Linked DNA regions of Homo sapiens: regions 1 and 3 are each linked to region 2. Evidence: chromatin contacts called from ENCODE Hi-C or POLR2A ChIA-PET data. All regions are on one chromosome and are shown on one strand. Each heading gives the region's core, a stretch centred on a gene start or an enhancer-like site at or near the end of the contact. The rest is flanking DNA. Distances are from core to core; before and after follow the strand shown. Region 1 overlaps GNG12 (G protein subunit gamma 12). Region 2 overlaps LOC124904197 (a long non-coding RNA gene). Region 3 has its middle 16 kb from the start of LINC01702.

Region 1 (4,599 bases), core at 1,140-3,639, 110 kb after region 2:
CCCTCATACAGCACCCATTCTCCTTGGAGGATAGTCTCAGGTGAAATGGGGCAGTGGCAAGTTCAGTGAGTGTGCAATGCTTGAAGATAGTTTTGCCTTCTGGAAATCTAGGGCCAACGGTTTGCACAGGCAGCTGCCTTGCTCAAATGCAGGAAACTTGAGTTCCTTTCTCACCAGAATGTTCTTTTTGCAGATTCTGCCGGGGCCACCCACAGTGTGTGGCTAACCCTGATAGCTGTCCTGTGTCCCAGCGGGAGTGTGTGTTATTCCTGACTCAAGGGCAGGGCAGAGACCTACTGCCTAGACCTGAGCCCAGGTCTGGGCTGCTATCTAGTACAAGCAGATGGTGAGAGGCAGAGAGAGCACAGGGCAGCTAGAGAGAGTGCTAGAGGAAAGGAGGGTGAGGGCATGCTTCTTCTTTGATAGGTTTTCTGAAGACTGGGGAAACAGCATTTTGGCTGTGATCTGACCCCACAGTGGTAAATGTTTTGACTCCTTCTGCTACATTTAGAACACTGACTACTTCTGTATGTGCACAACGGTGTTCCAGGTCCTTTAGACGCACTAATTTACCCCTCACAGTCACCCTATGCAAGAGTGCTATATTTTCCCCACTACACAGATGGGGGAAGTGAAGCACAGGAAGCTAAATAACTTACCTAGGGAGTAGCAGATATGGGACTTGAACCTACGTACTCTCTGGCTCCAAAGCCCTTGTATCTAGCCATCACATTATGTTGCCTTCTTTATGATTTGTAGAGATGGGGCCTTGCTCTGTCACCCAGGCTGGAGTACAGTTGCAGGATCGTAGCTTACTGCAGCCTTGAACTCCTGAGCTCCAGCAATCCTCCAGCTTCAGCCTCCTGAGTAGCTAGGACTACAGGCACACTACAGGGTCTGGCTCTAGTTGCTTTCTTAGACTAGTATGGTGTTTCTTAAAATGTATTACAATTTTTATTTATTTATTCTTTTTATTTTCTTTTTTGAGACAGCGTCTCACTCTGTCACCCAGGTTGTAGTGCAATGGCGTGATCTCGGCTCACTGTAACCTCTGCCTCCTGACTTCAAGCAATTCTCCTGCTTCAGCCTCCAGAGTAGCTGGGATTACAGGCATGCATCACCACGCCTGGCTAATTTTGTATTTTTTTTAGTAGAGATGGGGTTCCATCTTGTTGGTCAGGCTGGTCTCAAACTCCTGACCTCAGGTGATCCACCCTCCTTGGCCTTCCAAAATGTTGGGATTACAGGCATGAGCCACCGCGCCTGGCCTCAGATGTATTACAATTTAATAGGTATATATTGAAATGGGTTCCATGCCATGTATTTTGGAAAGCCCTAGTTCACACAATGATAAGCAGACTTCTTTCACGCAAGACTTCTCAGGGTCTTTCCTGCACTAAGATACATTTATGATCTGGCAAGAGGCTTGTGGCTTGCAGCATTTCCCCAAATTATTTGCACATAAAAATATTTTCCGAGGAACATCTCATGAGATCATTGTTCTGCTGATCACACTTTGAGTGAATGCTGGCAAAGGGAGTTATTAGGAACAGGGCTTAAGTTCTGGTTCTTGCCATTTAACTGTGTGACTTTTGGAGTTGCTTAATTGGAGCCTGCGTCCTCATCTGCAAAAATGGGAGTGGCAACAGTCTCTACATCTCATGGAACTATCTGAGGATGAAATGCATATGTAAAGTGCTTAAAATTGTGCCTGCCTCCAAACATTCAATAAATGTGACCTCTTATAATGATTATAAAGAATACCAAATAATTTAAGAAAGGAACTATGAGAATTCAATTAAAAGGGGCAGAGAATCACTGTAAATACTATAATTTCTGAGTGATCTTCACTAACAACAGTGAAGCTCCTGTGAGAAAAACATAAAAAAATTCTTCCATGAAAGAAAATCCTAAACCATCACAGAGTACAATATTATTCTAAAGAAGGAAAAAACAAGGGAAAATATTTTTTTAAAAATAGTTCAGACAGAAAGTATCTTTGGCAAAGAGGATCTTCTGATAACATAACAGATGCAAATGAAAGACAGGGCTGATTTCCTGGGCGCTAAACCAAGTGGAGGAGTTCTCACAAGGGAAAGAGCCAGGTGCTGACCCCCTCTGCACTGGGGAAAGGAGGAAGATACAAACACACTTTCTTGCGGGGGGTAGATTCTCATCACTGAACTGAAAATGGCTTGGCATCAACAGGATGTCTTCCTGTTCCCATCTTATGAAGTGACTCATACATCTGCCATTTCACTTGCAGGAACTGTGGGAGAAGAACTAGGAGTCTGTTCATTAGGAACCCTGGCTCCACAAAGGCACTCCCTCCCAGCCTGACACAACGCCCACCTCTTCTTCCGGTTGTGCCTGCCAAGCGTGAGAGTGTACAACAACCAAAGCAAAACAAAAATCCCAACCCCCGAACCAAGCAGCAGGCAGGGAGAATGTTGCAGTAGAAGGCTACTGCTTCCTGATGCTAACGTGGACGCCAAAGGCACAGCCCACAGTTCCAGAACCCACACCACAGCACCTGAAACAATTTGCTCTCAGTGGGCCAGGGCAGCTCTAAACACTAGACTGCTTCCTGTTGTGCAGCTATGTAAATGAACCCTGTGCTGGGGCCACGGCCCAGCTGCACTGTGTGGCAGGGATGCGTGAGTAATGGAGTCACCAGGGCAGCCTCTCAGTGGAACATACTTGTGCAGCCTGCAGGCTCAGCCTCACGATGCCAACCCCAGGAGCAGTGACCCCCTCACAGGGCACACCTCTGCCAGGAAAACCATCCATGTGGTGGGGACAGACAGTTCCTTGGTAAGAACCGTCTGGATCCAGGAACCTCAGCAGATAGGGACTGAGTTGGGGGATGATTAAAACCTAGGGGAGTGGGCTCCAGACTGAACTCGGAGTGGTTTCCTTGGGTCATTTCTAATCTGCTTCAGTTTCCTCACGTAAGATGAGAGGGACCCACCTCTTAGGACCTCATTTGTGCAAGCACCAAATGTGTGTGCCTGCTAATGTCCACAGCAACACTGGAAAAGAAGTATCTCATTTTGCAGATGTGTAAACTGAGGGTTGGAGGAGTGAGTGAGCATGGCCAACATCATATAGGTACTAAAGTTGTGCAGCCTGAATATAAACCAAGAATTGTGGATATTCAGATGTGTCCACTCCTGAAATTCCACGTAGGCTGCTAAGCTTCCTTAAAATGATGTTTGCAACTAAAACCAAGTCTTAATTTTCTATATAAGTAGTACTCATTAGGTAAATTATCTACTGCAAATTAAAAATCATACTTTCATCAACCCTTCTTGGGCTACTTAGTCTTTTGCATTGCCAAATGGCCTGTGCTTAGGGGATTATAAATGGATTTTGAAACTAGCTAAAGCAAAGTCTAATTATAATTCTCATAATTAATCATTATAAAAATAAATCATTAATATAATTCCATGGCCAAATATAAATGATTTCTGTTCTAAGGCAATACCTCATTTATTGGCCTGAAGAAAGTTGGTTCTGAAAGATAAACAGTCACATGGATGGTAAGAAGAGCTCTGGGCCCAGGGTCAAGAAACCGAGGGTCTATCTAGGTTCAGCTGTTAGTTGGTTAACTGTGTAATTTATGCAAGTTACTCAATCCCCTTCCCTTTCCCTTTCTGCATCAGTAAAACAAAGAGCTTGGACTAGATCAGTGTTTCCTCCTCTTTTCAATATGAAGACTTTCTTTTTTTTTTTTAAATGTATAAGCACTAGCTTTTCCCTGCTCCAAAGATAGCTGTCTTTTTGGAGCCTACTGGTTATGAAAATACATAATAACAAGAAATTAACAAAAATGTTCTCTTTATTAATTGCAACAACATCTTCATATACTTTAACAAGAGTGGTGCCATTACATTTAAGACATTGTTACTCAGTTTATTGTCAATATGTGGCCCCTGTAAACAAGGGCTCACCCTTTGCAATAAACTGTCCACTCCCCTTACCATTCCTTGCCTGCACACTTTGAACCTTTGCATTAAATGGCCTCTAAGATTCTTTTCAGTGTCAAGCTTTATTATAAAAGCTTTTCTTTTCCTTTTTTTTTCTGTCACCCAGGCTGGAGTTCAGTGGCACGATCATGTCTCACTTCAGCCTCAACCTCCCAGGCTCAGATGATCCTCCCACCTCAGCCTCCTGGGTAGCTGGGACAGGTGTGCGCCACCATGTCAGGCTATTTTTTGTTTGTTTTTTGGTAGATATGGGGTTTCGTCATGTTGCCCAGGCTGGTCTTGAACTCCTGGGCCCACCTCAGCCTCTCAAAGTGCTGTGATTACAGGTATGCACCACTGTGCCCAGCCCTATTAGCAAATTATTTCTAAGAAACTACATACCAGATTTCAATTTTTTTTGTTTTGAACAATAAAGCAAATTATCAGTTAGTGATTTCGTTTTGTACTAAATCACAATCACTGTGCAACAATAGCCACAGATTAATTTATTGATTAGATATACATAACTGAATGCTTGTCCTAGGTATATAGAGGTGAATAAATAGACTCAGTCACTGTCCTCACTGAGCTTTGGTCTATATCAAGTCTTTAACAACGATCCTGAGCCCTC
Region 2 (4,535 bases), core at 88-2,587:
TGTGCTTTCCATCTCTGACCACCGCATGGGCCATTTTGCTCTACATCCTGATACATTCCATGTCCTTCATAGTGCCAGACCTAGAAAGTTCTGTTGGAGTGCAGAGACTCCCAAAGCCTGTGCCAAGTGCAGAGGAGTGGGGTGGGAATGAGAGAATAGGAAAGGCTTCCTTTGCCCCTCTTCCCCTCTCCCACGTACCTTAATCTTGACAAAAGCGGGTCACGGGAGGGAAGGGCAGGGAAGGAAGCAGCAGCTCTCCACTGGGAACAGGCCACCGGGGCTCCTTTTCTGACTCTGACTCTGGATTTTTAAGTCACCTGGACTCTGCAGGCCTCAGTCTGTCCACCTTGCTCTTCAGAGTGCATTTCCGTGATTTAAGACAGTGGAGAGACTGCAGAATTGTGGTCTAGTGAGAAGTGAGTGTGATCACTCCTGAGGCAGCGTCCCCATGCTCTGGAAGCTGTACCTGAGAATCCACCTGGCACAAGACACCTTTCCTGCCCCTCCCCTCCCCTCAAGCCCACCATGGGCTCAGAGATAATTTCATTTCAGGGGCTCTGGGCTGTTGTGACCTAACAAGTCATGACTGATGAAGCAAGGGAGCTCCAGAAACTCCACGTGAGGGCACAGACCTCCAAAACTTTCCGGAATTCAACTGCTTCTCACCAGTGTTAGTCTGGTCCAAGCCAGCATTGTCTTCCACTTAGATGACTGTAATGGCCTTCTATTGGTTCTCCCTGCAGCCACTTTGCCCTACAGCCTATTTGCCACAGAGCATCCAGGGTGATCACATGAATGCCTCAGACAGGCCGTGATGTCCTCTGCCTCAATCCAACAGCAGCATCCCTTTTCTTTCAAAGTAAAAGCCAAAGTTTTGACAAAGGGCTTCTAAGGCCATACACAATCTGCATGCTGTTCCTCACCTTCCCTGCCCCTCCCCCCGTACCTTTCCAACCTCACTTTCTACCTCTTTCACTCTCTAAGACATCTTCCTGCCTCAGGGCCTTTGCACAGATTATTCTTTCTGTTGAGATCATTCTTCTCTCAGAGATTCAACTGGCTCTCTCATCTCCTTGAAGGCTTTTCTCAAAATGCCACCTTCTCATTGAGGCCACAGCAACTATCCTGATTTAAAAATTCCACCCTCCACTTCTTCCCCCAACACAGCCAATCCTCCTTACCCTCCTCTGCTTTTTCCATGGCACTCATCCCTTTCTAATATGGTATGTAACTGATTTATTTATTTAGCCTATAGACTGCTTCCTGCCATGTGGCAGAAACAATAACACTCACCAAATATTCCATGTGCTTCCTCACATTTGCTAGTTTTTTTGTTGTAGGCGAGGCCATGTGATTAGTCCTGAGAGAAAGCATTGTGAGTCATTTCCAAGCTGCAGTACCTACAAGCCCATGGGAAGTTCTTCGGTTTCTCTTTCCTCTGCCATCACAACTAAGGAACCTCAGATGAAACCTCTTGGGCCCCTGAGTCACTGCATGGAAGACAATTGCCTTGTAGAATCACAATGGATTTTGTGTAAAAGAGAAATAAATAAAGCATTGTTTTGTTAAGCCACTGATACTCTGCACTTATTAATACAGCATAACTTAGACTTCCCTGACAAATATACCCCATTAGAATATAGGGTCCATGAGACCAGGATTGTTGTCTGTTTTGTTCTCTGATATATTTTGAGCACATGGATCAGTGCCTGGCACATAATAATCCCTCAGTAGATTTGTTGAATAAATGAATAGACTTCTGGACACAGGCCAGCATCCCTGACCCAGTCCAGTTTCTAGCTTCCTCTGGTTTGTAACAAATTCCCAGGACCTATGCTTGAAAGCTCCTTATAAGTAGGGAATAAATCGCAGTCATCTTGTATTGTCCCCAGTTTCATAAGGCCTTGTACATTGTTACTATTCAGTAAATATGGACTGTCTGACTGAATGACTGATAGAAATAACTGAGTACTAGCCCAACTCTCTCCTGCGGTCCTCAGGTTGAAAGCTCTCAGCAGGAGAAGGAGGATGGCCAGTTCTAGTTCACGTACTACTACAGTTTCAGCACAGAATATTGCTTCACCAAGAAAACTAAGGCTGTTTTGCCTGATCCCCTTCAGTGCCTCACTCTCTGACCTAAAATCTGCCCTCTCTCTGTCCCTGTGCTCATGCCTTCACTGCCCTCATCCTGTTCAAGGGCAGTCCTTGTGACTAAGCAGGGTGCACTATTCTTTTCAGATTTCTACCTCCCATTCATACCTCAGGCCAATATTTTCTGACCTCTAACACCACAGTTGTACTGAGCTTCCTCTCGGTGATGGCACCCAAGACCTCCTGATTGCCAAACGCAGTGGGATTTTTTTTATGGTGTGATGCACTGGAGACCTTCAGCTAATCTCCTTGTCACCTGCTACTACTTTGGCTCCCATGGCACCATCCTTTCCAGGTTCTGCTTACATCTCCTTGGCCATTCCTGTGCCTCCGTGGGCTTTTTTTCCTCTGCTCAGTCCTTCAGGGTCCTCCAGGATTCCTCCTCAGCTCACTGCTCTGGGCACTTGACACACTTTCCTCATGGTTTCAACAACCTCCTGGATACTGATGATTGCCAAATCTTTGTCTCCAGCCCCAGTCTCTCTCCAGAACTTTAGATGATTTACATATGTGCCACCTGGACAGACCCACCTGGAGGTCCCATGACTTGGGTGTCTCTTATGCACCCTCTCATATCCTCTTGGCCTCATTTCTGAGTCCATTAGTGGCTCTGGCAAGCGGTTCTACCCTGGCTATGACTCAATTTACACAGACAGTAACTTTTTTCAACAATTGGCTTAGACCACGCTTCGTGCCTTGGGGCTTCTCTGATGCCCCTGGATGCCTAGTCATTCTGGTTGCCTGTGGAAATGCCTAACACTTGGGCGTGTGCAACCCAGATTGGGGGTGGGGGTTGGGATAACACTTCATGTGGAATCAGGATTACTGAAGTACAAGAATCAGTGGATAACCGCTTCTCCCTCTTATCTCTCTCAGGTGGACAGTCCTGAAATGCAGCGTAAATGCTTCTTGGAGGCCCCAGGGGTCCAGCATCACTGTCCTGTGGCAGTGACCAATATGATACACATCCATTACTGGCTTTCCATTTTTCCATTTTCCTTTATCCCACCCTCCCTGATCCCTCTCTCCTGTTCTTGGGATCACTTCCCAGATAAATGACCCATGCAAAAACCTTTGTCCCAGGCCTTCCTTTGAGGGAATCAAGGATAAAATATCCTTTAGGCCCCTCTATCTCAATATGTCTAAAGCAGGACTCTTCATCTTGCCCTCAATCCAACTCTTCTTCTTCTACTCTTACCCCAATCAGTCATCAAAGCTAAAAACTGGAGACTCACCTTTTCCCTCTTTTTCATCTTGATTTCAAGTCAATCCTGAATCTGCCCCTCTACTCCTTTCCTCAGACCACCTCACCTAAGCTGCGGCCTCCTCTCAGTTCTCTCTGCCTCTCCTCCAATCCTCTCAAATCCATCCTACACCCAACCGCCAGCGTGAAATATCTCAAGCGCAAATTTTTGCCACGGTGTCCTTTACTTAAGCCCCATCAAAGGTTCTGCTGGTAGGATAAAACCCAAGCACCTTGTTATGACATGGGGCCTCCTGGAACCTGCCCTTTGCCCACCTCTTCAGCATCATGGCTGAACTGCTTATGCTTTCCAGCACCGTTCCCATTGTGCACTCAACAGAGAGGAAGAAAATGCTCATTTTGAAGAGAACTTTTATGTTGTCTGCTGTGGAGCATCCCAACAGCATAGCTTCTATGAAGACAGTGTTGGAAGAGCTATTCTCTAGACTTTTGCATCTACAGGGTCTTTCTGGACTCATAGCTTCACAATACACAGATCACAGGACAGTCAGGATGAGGGCTGGAAAAACTACTGGAGGTAGAGTCAGCACACCTGTGTTCCAGGCCTGCTGTGACACTTGCTAGCTGTGGGACCCTGGGTAAATTTCCTGGTTTCTGTATTCACAAAGTGGGAAAATGCCATCTAATTGCCACAGGGTGTGTGATGAGCACATAAAAGTAATAATGATATTGATGATGATCATGATGGCTAACATTTATTGAGCACTTACCAGCAAGGCAATGGCAATAAAGAAGGTACCCGGTAAGCAGTTCATGGCTCTGCTGCTAACTTAGTAATGTTTTCTCAGTAAGTCATTTCCTGTGTCTTGACTTCAGTCTCACCCTGCAAGCAGTGGAGTTGAACTAGTTCAGGGCTTTTGACTGGGAGGTCACTAATATCCTTGATAAGATAAAGTTCTCAGTTTATGAGCTAGCACACTGAGCTATTGCCTGTCCTAAAGTGGGCTGAGCATCCATCAGTTTTTAGCTCTGACATGCTCATTGGGATGCACACAGTGTGTTGAAGGTAACCTCACCAGCCTCCTTCCCCTGTGTATTGGGGAGAAAAGAAATGACTGTGTCCTGAGCAAGAAAGTTAGAGATGCTGAATCTCTTGCACTTTTTTTTTTTTTTTGCCCAG
Region 3 (4,130 bases), core at 154-2,653, 89 kb before region 2:
CAAAAAATTTCAAATATATCCCAAAGTACAGACTATAATATAATGAATTCCCTTGTACTCATTATCCAGCTTCAACACCTACCAACTCATGGTCAATCATCTGTCCTCTATATACCCTATTTCTTAGAATCAAATACACAAATGTAAATATTTTGGTGTAAGACACTGTAAAAAAGAAAAGAAAAGGAATGTAATTGCTAGGCCTCTCTCACTGACTTTAAAATACCTGGGTGGGTGGCGGTGGGCAGAGTGGAGAGAAGGAGCATTTTTCTAGAGGTCGCAGCGTTTTGTGGAACAATTTCCTGTAATGGGAAAAATTGAGACGGGTAAGAGGAAGGAATAATGATTATTACATGCCAAGTGTTGTGCATTATTATTTAATTTCACCTTTCTGGGAGATAGAGGTATGACGTACCCATTTTAAAGATGAGGCTCAGAGATGTTGAGTGCTGTATCTTCAGCAAAGCTGGGATTGGAACCCAGCTGTGTGTGGCTTCAAGGTCTGTATTCTCCACCCTCTGATAGGACGAACTTGCAATGCATATCAAACCAAATCCACCCATGGTTTGAGGCTCTCCCTCCCGCCCATGTACCTAAATCCAGCTTCATTCATAGGGCCTTGGGGGACAAGCCCCTGAGGGTTACTCCAGCCCTTTGGAGAAGGGAGGGTTTCCATGCCCAGAGTGTCAAAGGGGAATTCAGTTTCTTATTCAACAGAGCTCATTTCCTCTTGTTGCTTGTCCTAAGAAAATGACTGCCTGGAGTCCCAGAGAATTTGTAAGTAAATTTGTAGGCCAAGAGTGGTGGCTCCCACCTGTAATCTCAACACTTTGGGAGGCTGAGGTAGGAGGATTGCTTTTATCAAGGAGTTTGAGACCAGCCTGAAAAACACAGCAAGACCTGTCTCTACAAAAAAAAAAAAAAAAAAGAAAAAAAAATTAGCTGGGCGTGGTGACACACATCTGTAGTCCCAGCTGCTCGGGAGGCTGAGGCATCAGAATTGCTTGAGCCTGGGAGTTTGAGGCTGCAGTGAGCCATGATCATGCCACTGCACTCATCCTGGGTGACAGAGTGAGACCGTGTCTCTAAATAAATAAATAAATAAATAAATAAATAAATAAATAAATAAATAAAAAGTTGTAAGGGATTAAGCAATAAAACACACATACACTGGTTAGGATAAACCGTTTGTGGGAAAAATCTAAGAGATTGTGTTTAAGTGTGTTCTTGAATAGATTAGACTGGGTTTGATTGAGACTCTAAGGAAATAAACCAAGCCTCAATTACTTTTAGGGGAAGGAGACCCCATTGTAAGAGAAGGAAGCTGACCAGCCATGGCAGCTTGGAAAATGACAAGTCTCAGGGGCAAATGCTGGCAAGGCCTGTCCATTCAGTGTCCAGGCAAGAAGAAAGCTTGGCAAGCAGACCTGAGCAAAGAGGTTTGCCAGGCAAAGCAAACCCTCTAGTGGGTAAGAGCGCTTTGAGCAATTCAGCCGAAAGATAGGTCTTCTATTCAACCTTTGCCACAATTCCTTGCTCGCTCTTCTGGATAATTTGGCTTCTTGGGTATTCGTTTTTCAACAGGGAAAGAACAAAGTGCTCTGGCTTGTGTGAACTTCCAGTACTCTCGAAAGCTGATTTTCTCATTATAAATGAATAAATTGGCGTTCTGGTTATAACTTGGCTTCTCCAGTAATTTGCCTCCAGGGAGAGAATGGACTGATCTCCGTACTAGAGTGTTCTGTCTGCTTGCCAGCTTAACTTCGCTTTGTAAGCGAATAAATGGGCCTCCTGTAGTTATATATCGGCCTCTCAGGGGTGCCTGGTTAATGCCTGGTTTCCTGGGGAAGAAGGACCAGGTGAGAAGTGCCAACAAACAGGTCTCCTGGCCTGCAGGAGAGCAGGCTCCTCAAGTGGAGAAATCATCAAGGCAATGAATGCGGTCTCCTGGGGTCTCTTGGGAGAGAGCTGGTGTCTGAACCACAGTGACACGTGGCCTTAACACGAGGAACTGAACCTTCATGCCCCAAAGGAAGCAAGTTTGGATCCTTTAACCCCTAAGCAGGTTATTCCAGCTCAGTGAGAAGAATCCCTACTTTATTCCCATTGGCATGAGACGAAGAGGTTCTTGGAAGCAAAACTTTGCCATGTCGCTCCTTCCTTTAAAATCCCTTGACAGCCTCTTATTACTTGGAGTATAAAGTCCAAACTCCTTGGCAAGACTTGCCTTTGTGACAGGAAAAATAAAAAAATTATTACTACATGATTTCATCAAATCAAATCCCCTTATAGCTGTAAGGTGTTTTATTATGTGAAGTGCTAATTAATACTGTTGATGAAACTATGATATCCCATTGATCATAAAACACATCCAATTTCAAATAGACTAAAATATGAAAAATATTCAAATCTGAAAGTCACTAAAATATGGTATTTAAAATGAAAGCTGAGAGTTATAATTTTTCCCTTTTAGGGGAGAGATACAATTCACTTTAAAGAAAAATAATTCTGGCTAGGTGTGGTGGCTCACACATGTAATCCCAGCACTTTGGGAGGCTGAGGTGGGCAGATCACTTGAGGTCAGGAGTTTGAGACCAGCCGGGCCAACATGGCAAAACCCCATCACTACTAAAATTACAAAAATTAGCCTGGCGTGGTGGTGGGCACCTGTAATCCCAGCTACTCGAGAGGCTGAGGCAGGCGAATAGCTTGAACCTGGGAGATGGAGGTTTCAGTGAGCCGAGATTGCACCACTGCACTCAAGTCTGGGTGACAGAGCGAGACTCCATCTCAAAAAAAAAAAAAAAAAAAGAATTCTGTTATTTAGGAAAACACGGTGATGGATTTTACATTTTTGAGGAGGTATGGCCTATATGCTTAGGCTTGGATAAGTGAGAACAAGTGAGAGAGACAGAGAGAAAGAGAGAGAGAGCGAGAGAGAGAGGAATTGCTCTATACGGTAAGGAACTAGAGCTTTCCTTGCTGCCAGAACAGTGGGGATGGGGAGATGTGAGGAAGGTCTAGCTTCAGAGTAGTATTCTCTAGAATTACTTGGGAGTTTTCACATGCATGCCCAGCTGGCCCCACTTTCATAGATTCAGACTAAAATGATTTGAGATGAGTACTGGGAATTGTTTTTTTTGGCAGCATCTCGCTCTTGTTGCCCAGGCTGGAGTGCAATAGCATGATATTGGCTCACCACAACCTCCACCTCCCGGGTTCAAGAGATTCTCCTGCCTCAGCCTCCTGACTAGCTAGGATTACAGGCATGTGCCACCATGCCCAGCTAATCTTGTATTTTTAGTAGAGACGGGTTTTCTCCATGTTGGTCAGGCTGGTCTCGAACTCCCGACGCAGGTGATCCACTCGCCTCGGCCTCCCAAAGTGCTGGGATTACAGGCGTGAGCCACTGCGCCTGACCTGGGAATTGGTCTTTTTAAAAGCTTCTAGGAGATTGTAACTGGTGAGACGGAGGAGGTGGAGGGAGGTCACAGGTGCTTAAGAAGATAAAGCTGGCTGGTAAGAACCTTCCTATGGTGGAGGTGGCCTATGCAAGTTGGGGCCGCCACGGTCAGTGTTTAACTGTAAGTGGTTTTCTGTCTGTGCTGTGGCCTTCTTTGGCTCTCTCAAGCCTGCAGTGTGAGCTGGCCATCCCAGCACTCGGACGTTACTGGTGTTTTGGGGAATGGAGGAAGTGAGTTGCTGCCCAGAAAGGAAGATGCAGAGGACAGACTTCAGGGGCCGACTGCAGCAGCAGAGCTGAGAGCAGCGAGGGACAGAGGATCAGGGCCACAGAGCTCAGAGCCGGGAGAGCACCACCTCGCCTTAACCCCAGAACCACACCAAATCTTCAGGGATACTGGGCTTCCCGCTGTTGGTGGCATGGCTGTTTCAGCTTTTCCATTTGAATATTGAATGAAAGGATCATGCCTAAGGGCTTGAGGAACTGGGGACATTCAGAACCAACAGTGGTTTCATCATGTGTTTTATGATCTGGTTCCTGCCCACCTATCCTACCCACTCCACACCTATGGCCTCACCCTCACCTCTATCCTGGGCTGCTTGAAATAGCTATTCACCCTTAAAGACTCAGCCCAAGGTTTACCCGCTCTGAGAAACCTTTTCTTCCC

What was found. A loop is a pair of places that touch in the nucleus more often than their neighbours do. ChIA-PET counts read pairs that join two places held with the same protein, here RNA polymerase II (POLR2A). Pooled maps may share reads with other maps.
Region 1: a map of endothelial cell of umbilical vein shows a loop between it and region 2 (6-fold over the local background). The contact joins two enhancer-like sites. A Hi-C loop is called at or near these places in 1 of 168 maps with a recorded cell type or tissue (endothelial cell of umbilical vein) and 3 of 50 pooled maps. POLR2A ChIA-PET finds 5 or more read pairs at or near these places in 3 of 52 experiments (B cell, activated CD4-positive, alpha-beta T cell and activated T-cell).
Region 3: a map of ascending aorta shows a loop between it and region 2 (2.1-fold over the local background). The contact joins two enhancer-like sites. A Hi-C loop is called at or near these places in 1 of 168 maps with a recorded cell type or tissue (ascending aorta) and 4 of 50 pooled maps. POLR2A ChIA-PET finds 5 or more read pairs at or near these places in 5 of 52 experiments (BJ, HCT116, PC-9 and 2 more).

What each region holds. Positions count from the first base shown.
Region 1 is chr1:67,733,887-67,738,485 of GRCh38, forward strand. The region is part of intron 2 of GNG12 (G protein subunit gamma 12); the gene reads right to left. Among named protein-coding and RNA genes, the nearest start is that of GADD45A, 51 kb to the left of the region's middle. RefSeq lists a silencer at 164-283 and an enhancer at 2,260-2,339. Within about 2 kb of position 2,390, at least 36 of the 41 ENCODE cell types and tissues checked have a DNase peak (open chromatin) inside an H3K27ac peak, as active enhancers do.
Region 2 is chr1:67,625,299-67,629,833 of GRCh38, forward strand. It overlaps LOC124904197 (a long non-coding RNA gene), which reads left to right. Exons shown (of 2, transcript XR_007066160.1): 2 at 1,341-1,573. Among named protein-coding and RNA genes, the nearest start is that of GADD45A, 58 kb to the right of the region's middle. Within about 2 kb of position 1,338, at least 3 of the 41 ENCODE cell types and tissues checked have a DNase peak (open chromatin) inside an H3K27ac peak, as active enhancers do.
Region 3 is chr1:67,536,029-67,540,158 of GRCh38, forward strand. No RefSeq gene overlaps it. Among named protein-coding and RNA genes, the nearest start is that of LINC01702, 16 kb to the left of the region's middle. RefSeq lists a silencer at 3,307-3,489. Within about 2 kb of position 1,404, at least 7 of the 41 ENCODE cell types and tissues checked have a DNase peak (open chromatin) inside an H3K27ac peak, as active enhancers do.